2 separate regions of the Homo sapiens genome follow, and region 1 is linked to region 2. Evidence: chromatin loops called from intact Hi-C (ENCODE). Cell type or tissue: mammary epithelial cell. All regions are shown on one strand. Each heading gives the region's core, and the rest is flanking DNA. Links, peaks and the distances in the headings are about the cores only. Region 1 has its middle 21 kb from the start of MIR3937. Region 2 overlaps LOC105373175 (a long non-coding RNA gene).

Region 1 (5,384 bases), core at 136-5,135, 380 kb before region 2:
GAAATTCTTCCCCCTTTCCTTCCATTCCTTTTCTCCTTTTTTTGTCTTCCAGACTCTTCCCTGCCCCCATGCTGGTCTTCCTGCCCCCATCTTTCTCCTCTGCTGTCCTTTTCTCTCTCCTCTTCCTTTCACACCGTTCGCTTCTGGGAGTGGGGTGACTGGGAGGGGGGACCCTCCCTACTCCTCCTCCTCATCCTGTACCCCTTTCCCCTCTGTTCTGTCTCCACAGCGCTGATCCTTGCTTTTCCAGCCCTCGGTGCTGTTTATTTTCCATCTGTGTTGTTGCTGCCATCACTGGCTGTGCTTCCTCCTCTCCTCTTTTTATCTCCAGCCCGTGTTTGTCTTGGGTTGGCCAAGTTTGGCCTCTGGCCCCAGACAGTCTCGGCTGCCTCTCCGTGCCCTCGCCCTGCCCCCTCCAACCTCCAGCCTGCCGGCTCACAAAGCAGCTGCTCTGAGGACCACTAAGTGTGATGCAGTTTTGGAAGGTTTTCTAAGTATAGATAAGAAAAACGAACAGGATAGGCTTTCCTGGCCCCTTGCCGGAGTCATGTTACAGCACCGATCAGGAGATTATCGAGAATTAGTTAGTGCTTCTTTTAAATGAAGCATTTAGAAATTGTTGGCATCATTGTTGTGACGAAGGGTAGGGAACAATCTCTGTCGGTGGGACAACAGCATGTGGCTTGGCATTTGTCCTGTGGAGAAGTCAAACATGTCAGAGGCTGACATTCTCATATGGAGGTGACATTAAACAAACAAGGTGGCAGGGAACTCTTTAAATCACCTGCAATATTGCGAGCAGTCAATCAATAGCTCTGACAAGCTGGGGCCACACACTTGCTGTGACCGCTGGGTTTTGCTTCTCACAGAAACATGCTTGACAGGAACTGTGCTGCTAATTTGGGGCACGATGTCTGTCTCCCTACTTTGACTTTCCCCCACTACTAGTGCATTTTTAAAAAGTGACCCTTTAAAAGACCCAGGCTGAAGGGTATTTCTACCTACTGCTAAGTATGTGAGATTACTTGGAAATATCAGATTGTTGACCAATATTTTCTGTTTTCCTGGGCGGGTGTCAGAGGCACTAACTCACACATAAAGTAGCCCACTCGATTTTAATCCTTATTTATAAAAGTAAAGACAGGGTCTGGAGAAGCCCAAGTGAGGCTGGCTCCCAAAGGAAAACTGTAAGGCTGTCAGTTCCTTGACCAAGATACAAGGCCGACCGTGCTTCGTTCCACGGCAAGAGAACGCGCTTAAAATCTAAGTGCTCCTGGGAGAGAGGGTAGGGGTTGGGCTTCAATTCATGCTAAGTTATAAGTCGCTAATATTAGAAAGTCATTCTTAGTCAGGTTTTGGTTGAGGAAGACCTGCTTGAGTGCTCTTGTTGATCAAGCATGCAGAGGGATGTGGGGGAAGAGAGTGTCATGCTAGGCAGTGCGGACAGCAACTGGCACAAAACTAGGTCCTCTCTGGTGGGATTAGAGGCCCAGGAAAATCACAGAAGCCATTCCCCAACATGTAGCCAGGTGTGGTGAGTAGCGTCCTGTTTTCATCATTGAAACTGAGAACATAAACCTCAGATCCAGCAGTGGGGAGAGGTGTTGCTGAGGAACCAAAACAACTGAAGAAGGGCAGGGGAGGGATGTTGTTTGGCACAGTCAGGAAGCCAGAGACCAGCAGAGAGAGTGACAGTAGAACAGACACTTTAGGGTGGACAGCAGTGAGGCAAATGTTTTGTGGGGCAGGTGGTGTTCACTCAAAGTATTTCAAGGTCAGAAGGAGGCTTAGAGGACATCTCTCTACTTGAATATTTCTAGCAAAGAATAATTCACAGTTTCTGAAAACTTGTTTTAATTCCAGAGAGCTCTAAAGGTGGGATCTACCTTTGTAATCAGTCTCAAAAGATTTTAGGACTCTCAGTGTTATGAAGAGTAAATCTGAGTCTGTTTGTGCTGCCATAACAAAATACCCAAGACTGAGCAATTTATAAACAATAGAAATTTATTTCTCACAGTTTTGAAGACTGTGAAGTCCAAGATCAAGGCACCAGCATTCAGTGTCTGGTGAAGGTCTTCTTGCTAAAGAAGAGCAGAAGAAAGCAAACCCATTCCTTCAAGCCCTTTTATAAGGGCCCTAATCCCATCTATCAGGGCTCCACCCTCATCATTTAATCACCTCTTAAAGGCTTTACCTCTCAGTACTATCACATTGGCCATTAAGTTTCAATGCATTAATTCTGGGGGTCATATTCAGATCACAGCAAAATCGAACTCCTCTTTCATATGAAAGCTTTTCACATGTTTGAAAAACGTGTGCTCCCCTTTTCAGCATAAATGATATCAGTGTAACCAACTGCTCCTTATATTCTGTGGCCTTGTGACCCTTCATGGTTCCCACTGCCCTCTAGTTTGTCAATGTCCTTCATCAAATGTGACTCTCAGAACTGCACACAGTTCTTGTTCCAGTTAGCTGGTGCTGTGTAACAACCAACCACAAAAATCCCAGGGGAATGCAATAGTAAGCGTTTATTTAGCTCACGGGTCTCTGGATCAGCTGGGCGCCAGGTCATCTAGGCTGCCTAATTGACTAGGAAACTCTGCTGTTCTTGACTGGACTTGCTTACATTTCTGGGGTCAGCTGATCTAGGCTAGGCTTGGCTAGGGCTGTTCAGTCTGCATCATGCGTCTGTCATCCCTTCCTGGGACTAGTGGGCTTACCCAAGAATGTTCTCATTAAGATGGCAGATGCATAAAAGAGCAAGGCTAATTGTATAGATGCTTTTCCAAACTTTGGTCATGTCAAGCCTGCTAACAAAACAAGTCACATGGCCAAACCTAAAGCCAAGGGGGAAGGGGAAGTCTGACTTTTTTGTGGGAGAATCTTTAAAGTGACATGGCAAAGGGCATGGACAATGGGAGGGCTTAAGAAATGTAGATTTGACTTGATCAGATCAAAGGAGAGCTAGATTATTCTCTGTCTTTCTGGAAGGTATGTTTCTTTCAATTCAGCCTAAGATTTAATGACCTTTTTAGATAGCCATACTAATGGCTTTCAGTGAATTTGCTGTCAAGTAGAAACTGAGGTTTTTTACATATGCTTGCCAAGCTCTGGACCTGTGCTATTGACTTCTTGGAGCCAAATGCAGGATATTACCTTTATTCCTATTAAATTTTGTCTTAATGGAACCAGGGCCCCAAATATTCAAGTAAGACAGAATTCATACCCCTTCTTTCATGTCTCAAATTATGTGCAAGTTTTCTCTTTTTTATCTTTGAAATTATCTTTCATCATGATATAATCAGGACTCTTATTGGTGTCAACGATAATAATGTTGAATTGACTTGATGAAGACCGAGTCCCATGTCCCACTGTAAGAGACTGTCCTCTGAGTTGCCAGGGGTCCATTCTGCATTCCTTGGGTCTGGCATATTAAATATTAGAAATTCATCTCATTTAATCATCATCCAGTCTCCATTTCTCCATTGTGTCCCCAGGGATGCAAAGAGACTTTGTGGCATACCTGTTATGATTACATAAAGGACAGGTAGGATTTAGAAAGGAAATGAGAGAGTTGCCATTCAAGAGTGAGGGAGCACATCCAGCAAGGTCTTCAGAAGGGATGAGTATGGGTGTATAGGTGGGTACAGAGTCTTCAGATAGGCACAAGAAAGCTCATGATATGGAGCTGTGGAAGATAAGGCCAGGAAGGGAAGCTGGGTTCATGTTATGAAGCATCTTGCATAGCTGGATAAAGATTTTGGACTTTTTCCAATAAGTATGGATTTTCCAAAACTTACGCAGAGTACATTGTCTCTTTAGAGGTTCCTGAGGGGTGGCCTTGCCTTGGGGATTGTGGTAAAGACAACTTGACCCCAGCATCTGTTCTTCTTTTCTTCTTCAGTTATAGTCCTCCTGATTTTTTGCAGGGTGCATGGATCCCCAGAAAAAAAGACTACATTTCCCAGCCTCCCTTCCATCTAGGTGTGGCCATGTTATCATGTTTTAGCCAATGGGGTTTAAGTAGAAGTTGACATAACGTCCAGGATAAGGTACAAACTTCTTCATCCTGTCCAGCTGGCTGTATGCAGATCTTTGATCCTGAAGTGACATTGGAAGCCATTCACATCAGTGTAATAAAATAGGGGTAACCTGAGTCCCAGACCACAAGGAGTGCCATATCAATCATGCAATGATTATTACAGATTTCTTTGATGTTAGCAGTAAATAAAATTCAATCTATGTATTATGATGGATTTCTCTTACAGCCAATCCAATCCTAAGCAAACAGAGGGATAGAAAACCAAGTGGAGATCCTTGTTTATCTGTTTAATCTGTTGGGGTTTTGCTAAGAAGAAAGGACTATAGTGCTGGGCAATGGAGATCCACAAATGGTTGATAAGGGGGGAGGGGCACGGTAGCAACTGTGCTTAACAACAACTACCACAATAACAACAATAAAGATAAATCTGGCCAAGATGTGCAAAGGAGATCCAATGGTAGTATGAGACCAGTTGGCTCCTGACTGTCTCTGTGCATTGCTGGGAAGGCAGCCATGATGTGGTGATTGAGAACCATGGATATCCCATCCACCAACAAACCAGTTACTCTTGTACTTATGGGCACGTGGAGTTGTGCCACACTGATCCCTTCTCCTGAGTCACTTCTATGCTCTGGCCCCTGGTCTCCATGGTCCCGTTGGATGGGTCATTACCCCAATTTACAAGATGCTTAAGTCAGCCTGGAGTAGAAGAATACTGTCCACATGAGCTTGTCTTATTGACGCAATGGCCAAACATGCCCAATATGTTAGTAATCAGAATTACTTTCATTTTCATTGCTTATAACACAATTACAGTTAGTAAATACCTGTTTATCCCCCAGGAATGAACAAATGGACCCTCTCCCATGTCTTATAGTAGATGGGGGGAGAGGATTAAGGAATGAAGAGGTGTGGTACAAATTTCACAATCATTGAGTGAGGTATTTAACATTTTTTATTTCTATGAAATTGAACTGAAATTGGCTTGGTGTTTGCTCTAGTTTACCAAATTGTAGAAAACTTGACCTAACCCTCCATATAAACTGAGTCACTTACAGATTTAAAAAAAAAAAACTCAAAAAAGAAACCCCCCAAAAAACAAAAAAACCTCCATCAGTTTAGGTTTCTGCCCCCGACTTCGAGTGCTTCTGAGCTCTGTTGGGCTGACTGTTGTCCTGGCATGGGAGCAAGACCTCTGGTAGAAGGCTGGTTTCTGTCCTGCTCTGGTTGGTTGGTGAGGGTGCAGGCTCTGTGGGTGTTCAATTAGTACCACCTTCACTGCTTGTGCATGGAAAACATCTGTATCCTTTTTGCATCCAGCTGGCAGGGGGCATGCAATCAC
Region 2 (5,384 bases), core at 282-5,281:
CTCTGCTCTTAGATCCATCGCTGCTGTGCCTTTTATGGCAGATAATTACGTATCCCAGACTCCCTTGCCCTTCAGCTTCCAGCTCAGTTTGGCCAATGAGAGGCACTGGTAGAAGATTGGAGAGCAGGGGGAAGAGAGAAGTCAGAACATTTCACCTCCCTCACTCTCAGTTTCCTAAGGCATCTCTGGCAGTAGAGACATTCCAGATCCCACAAGACAACCTCTCCTTCTGTGGCCACAGCTCTCTGGGGAGCTCTCACCATGGTTTAAGCTCACCCTAGATGGCTCCAGCCCCTGAATTCCATAAAGCCATCCCTGTATCCCTTGAGACTTTAAGGTGGTAGCAGCTTCCCACTGTTGCTAATCTCTGGATTGCCTCATCATTCTCTGTTTGACTTTTTCTCCCTTCCAGTTTGTGTGTAACCAATTCCCTGAATTAACTTGAAAGACTTGGAGAAGTTTTTCTTTTCCTGTCTGGATCCTGATTGATGCACATACATTGTACCCATAAAACATACATATATATGTACATATTCTTGGAAATATACAAACAAAACATGACTGCATATCTCTTTGTAGAATCAAAAAGTTAAACATGGAGCTCGTTTATGGCTTTTGGTGTTGGTTTCCCTCTGTGGGTCTTTTCAGAAAAGAACCAACACCTCCAGTGTTGTGGCTTGCCACTGGAAGTGACACTCAGGTCACCCTCTGATCCCACAAGTGAGAACAGTGCCCTGTATAAAAGGCCACAGTTAATTTTTATTGCACATACGTGTGGAGAGATACCTGCTTGGCCTCCATGTGAGAGCCATAACTCTCTTAAATTGATGTGTCAGCAAACTAAAACTCAATATTTTTTTTCACACAGTATATTTTACAGTCAGAGGCCCTTCCCTAATCGGAATAAAGCAATTTGGCTCCCTGTCATTGCTCACTGAAAACATATGAGCTGGTTGGCATTTCTAGCAGCCCAGATTTATCAGGGTCTCTGATCTGGTGCACGAGAGGTTCAGGGCTGTGGCATGGACAAAAGTGGATTTTTTATGATAGCATTGTGCTGCATCTCTGCATGGGTAGATTTATCCCTTCATTTCAGAAATATTTCTACTGTCTTTAGTCCCAAATCTACTTCAGTTTGAAAAGATTACACACAGTTTGCATGAGGGTTTGGGGTCATTCTGTACCTTGAAAGCTTGAATTTCTATCCTATAAAAAAATTCCCTGAATTGCCCTCTTCAGCACTATGGATTCTGGAAGTTAGAGCTCTGAAATACTAAGTCTCCTGCATGTCAGCTGTCAGCTGCATTAGAATGGGCCAAAGACAGGATTTTTGGAGCCTGAGGGCCAAGGTCTCATCCACCAAGTCTTGTAAATCTGTATCAGAACAGAGCCAACATTCATACAAGTGTGGCTGTGCCATACCTCCCTAAGTTTACATTCCCCTGAGGGCAATGACTGAAGGGTAAGGGAGAATGAAAAACCCTCTCCCTTGCCTGGGGTCACCACAGAATATGAGGTGATTTGCACACCAGCGCTTCCCTGTGGGATCAGGCTGAGGCTGGGACTTTCCTTGACATAAAACCCTTTTTTGGCTTCCTTCCCTTCTCTATCCTGCTTCTCGCACTTCCTTACTGTCCTCCTTGGGAAGCATTTCATTACTAAATCACTCAAACCTGAATCTTCATCACAGGTCTGTTTTCTAGGAACTCAATCTAAGACAGCGTGTTGAAAGTTTCTTATTTCAATCACGTATTGGATGCTACAACATTCCTTCCATGTGGTTATCAAGCATCTGCTTACTTACTTCTAGAGAAGGGCACTCACCACCACCAAGGATAGAAAACCCATGGTGCAGGCAACTCCATACAGCAGAGAATTATTGGACACATAAGCTGGGAGCAGCCTTGGAGGTCATCCAGACCAGTCTCAATTTTGATATGAGAATGTTGTTGATACCCTTTCCTATGTTCCCTTAGCACACTTGATTTCCTAGAAGTCTCGGACAAACTTTGGCATGCAGACAGCTTTCCACTTCAAGAGTTTGCCCTTCACTTCTGACATCACTCTCCAGAATCATGAGCACAACCCAGAAATGTGGGTAAGCTGATGCCCAAGGGGAAATCTTGAATGAATGGGGAATAGGAGTTGGTGCGCAAATGCCCCAGCCTTCCCATCCTCCAGGGAAGCTGACTCAGAGGTGTGATCCACATGTTGTTTCACCTGGCTCCACACAGCATTGAATGTTAATTGCCTTCAGCATAACCAGCTCATTAACACACATTTATTACCTTTCCTCCCCTCTATCACTCTCCTTGTTCCCTTACTTGCAGTTCTTGAGACCACCTTGCAAATAAATGACCTATACCCAATCTTCATCTCAGCATCTGTTTTGAGGGAATTCAAACTAAGACAGGAGCCCAGAGAAGCTAAAGGATTTCTGTTCCTTTTCCCTGGGGAGGCTACTCTTCCCACTAAATGAACTTCTTTTCTGAAGATCCACTGAACTGGCAGAGTCCATTCAATGAGACATCTTGAGCCTCAGCCCCTGAAGCTCCACGCCAAGGCTCTCAACATGATTCTATTCCATGTGCATTCATTCTGTTGAATAAACCACAGTTCAGCTTTGTTCAGTAATGCTTTACTTGAAACTTTCCTTAATATATTATATTTTATAACTCATTTGCATAAACACATAGTATTGTATTTATGTTTATAGTATACATATTTTCTTAGGACACATTTTCTATGCCATAATTGGATTGCTGTGCTTGTTTATGTTACTTGTATTACTAATTAGGGAACAAGTCAGGCCTCCTGATCCCCAAGTCCACACACATTAACCCACTGTGGCCACTGACAGCCCTACTAGGCTCCTCTAAAAGCTCAACAGAGAGACTTTCCAGCAAAGTTCCTCTGCTTAATGACATATGACTTTGACCTCAATCCCCCATGCACCCCTGTGAGGAACCCCTGGATCTAGTGAGCAAAGGTGAATCATGGCAAGCCACAGGATTCCATTGCTCCTCTGGCCTAAGGCCCAGACTGAAGTATGTCCATGCATCATCTTTTTCTCTGCCCCATCCAGTTCCTGCCAGGGTTCCTTCAATGTGGGAAGGGCCACTCCTATGACATCAGCCATAGGGGAGAATTCTCAAAAGGTTGCTTTCCGAGGGAAGATAAAAAAACAAAACAAAACAAAACAAAAACCATTATGCATATACAAAACCCTTTAACCTCCTGGCTAGGCACAGTCAAAGATCACCTACCCACTCCTGGGCCCAATAATATCCTTGACCTTGACCCATTTCTACCAGTCCTCCTCCTCCCCAGAGCAGAGGGAGGAGAGAGAAGCCTTGAGCTCCCCCTAGAGGTTACATGTTTCCACTTACTGTTTCTTTATCAAGTGTTGGGAGTTTGTGAAGAATAAAGATACTTATCTATTGAAGAACAGACTTATGTAGGGGCTACATATTGGTAATACACATTATATATACTTCATAATTTCATATCTGAGCCAAGCATGATTAAAAACAAAGTATGAACTATATACTCTGTGCAATGCTTAGAAAAACAATTGTCAAGAGTCTCTCAGTAAATACTATCACAGTCTCACTCTTGAATAACAAAACTATGTTATTATATGTGTGATTATAAATTGGAAATATGTAATATGGGTGACTACTTAAGAAAGAACTAAAGAACATTATTGTGAATCCTGTCTCCTGCTACTAGGGATAAATGTAAATTGGGTGAGGTCATGATTACTCAGGCCCCATTTTGAGTTCAAGATGAATAAACACAGACAGATGAGGACTGTAATACTCCCTGTGGCCACCACAAGGCTAACAAAATACCTCTATGCAAGCAATATAACTACAGAAACAAACCTGGCACACTTACATTATATTTTTCTAGGTACCTGGTAATCTTTATGACCGATATGGCCTTGCACACTTACATTATTTTTTTCTAGGTACCTCGTAATCTTTATGACCGATATGGCCTATAACACTGTCCAATCTGAGTGTAGAAGTCTGAACTTCAAGCTCCAGCTCAACCACTAAATAGCTGATAAACCTCATGAAAGTTTCTTAACGTCTCTGAACCAGAAATTCCTTAATGGTGATGTGAAGCTAATGGTAATGGCTCTATGTCTTATAAGATGCCTGTTGAGTATCACATGCAAGAAGGTATAGAACTGGCAATCATGACCCATTTGTGCTCATCAATGAATAGGCCATTTCTACAGAGGGGTGACAATAGGTATATAGATGTGAAGGCTGGTTTGAGGTGTAAGGGGAAGGGGCATGGCCATAGGACATGTTTTCCTTCACTTAGCTTGAGATTTTTTTGAGGAAATTATAATATAGGCTTCCATAGATATATAGATAACAGGTAGGCTTCCATAGATATATAGATAACAGATGATAGGTAGCATTAGAGTGTAAGATCCATATGGATATGAATTTGCTTCTTTTGATCACGAATATAAATATGCACTTAACACAGAGCAGTTAATTAACAAGTATTTGTTAAATTAATTGATTTGCTATTTCTTATGTACTAATTGATTTGCTATTTCTTATGTACTAATTGATTTGCTATTTCTTATGTACTTGTCTTTCCAGTTCCTACAGCTGGGAAGACAATCCCCAAAAGGGAGCCCTTGTGTTTTTTAAAAGAGAAGTGAAGGCAGCCTGTGTAAAACTTGTGCCAGGTGCTGTCTGAACAAGTGTTCGTTTGTGGGCTCAGGGTGGTGCCCAAGTCTTAGAACTTAGAACAAAGAAGAGAACTCAGAGCAGAGAAACTTCAGCAGGACATTTTTTTTTTTTTTTTTTTTGCATTGCTGGAGTGGAGGGTGAGGTTTCAGACACAGAGCACGGGAATGTCCAGGGTAAGATGGGGACTCAGAATGAGTGAACTTGGTGAAGCTAAGTGGGTCTCCATCAAGTCCATCATCAGTACACACTCTGGGTGCCCTATTATAAAGGTCTTGAGAAAAGAAGTGCCTGGGTCAACCTAGCCCCAAACCAAGTAGATGCTAGAGCCTGCGGATTCTCTACTCAGAAAGAGTCTCCTGAAATCGGGATGATCTACTCAGAAGAACACTGGAGAAAGGGAAGCAGCCTGACACTATGAAATTTTTACTGCAGATCAACAAGGGGGCTGGAGAAATGGTTCTCATTTCCTGACACCTGATTGGAGGGGGTTCAAGGGTCATGGGAGGAGAGGAAGTAGAGATGGCAGGTTTAGACAAAAGCAGTTTTACTATAAAGATGGGGAGGAGAATGGATGGTGGCTGGAGAGATGTGTGCACCAGGGAGGTTTCTAAAGTATTTTTTAATGGCAGGTATTACAGCATGTTTTTATGCTGATGGAAATGA

The links. A loop is a pair of places that touch in the nucleus more often than their neighbours do. Peaks named below come from ENCODE experiments on the same cell type or tissue, not always from the same donor. Only the 100,000 strongest peaks of a DNase experiment are listed, where the experiment ranks them.
Region 1: a loop joins it to region 2, with 3 times the contacts of the local background. A loop is called at or near these places in 1 of 110 quality-filtered maps.

What each region holds. Positions count from the first base shown.
Region 1 is chrX:39,637,318-39,642,701 of GRCh38, reverse strand. No RefSeq gene overlaps it. Among named protein-coding and RNA genes, the nearest start is that of MIR3937, 21 kb to the left of the region's middle. In mammary epithelial cell, for the core only: no CTCF peak of the experiment used is centred there; a DNase peak (open chromatin) is centred at 2,621.
Region 2 is chrX:39,259,595-39,264,978 of GRCh38, reverse strand. The region is part of intron 2 of LOC105373175 (a long non-coding RNA gene); the gene reads left to right. Among named protein-coding and RNA genes, the nearest start is that of LINC01281, 65 kb to the left of the region's middle. In mammary epithelial cell, for the core only: CTCF peaks have their summits at 3,352 (motif pointing left) and 3,834; DNase peaks (open chromatin) are centred at 2,128, 3,048 and 3,778; H3K27ac peaks cover 888 bases.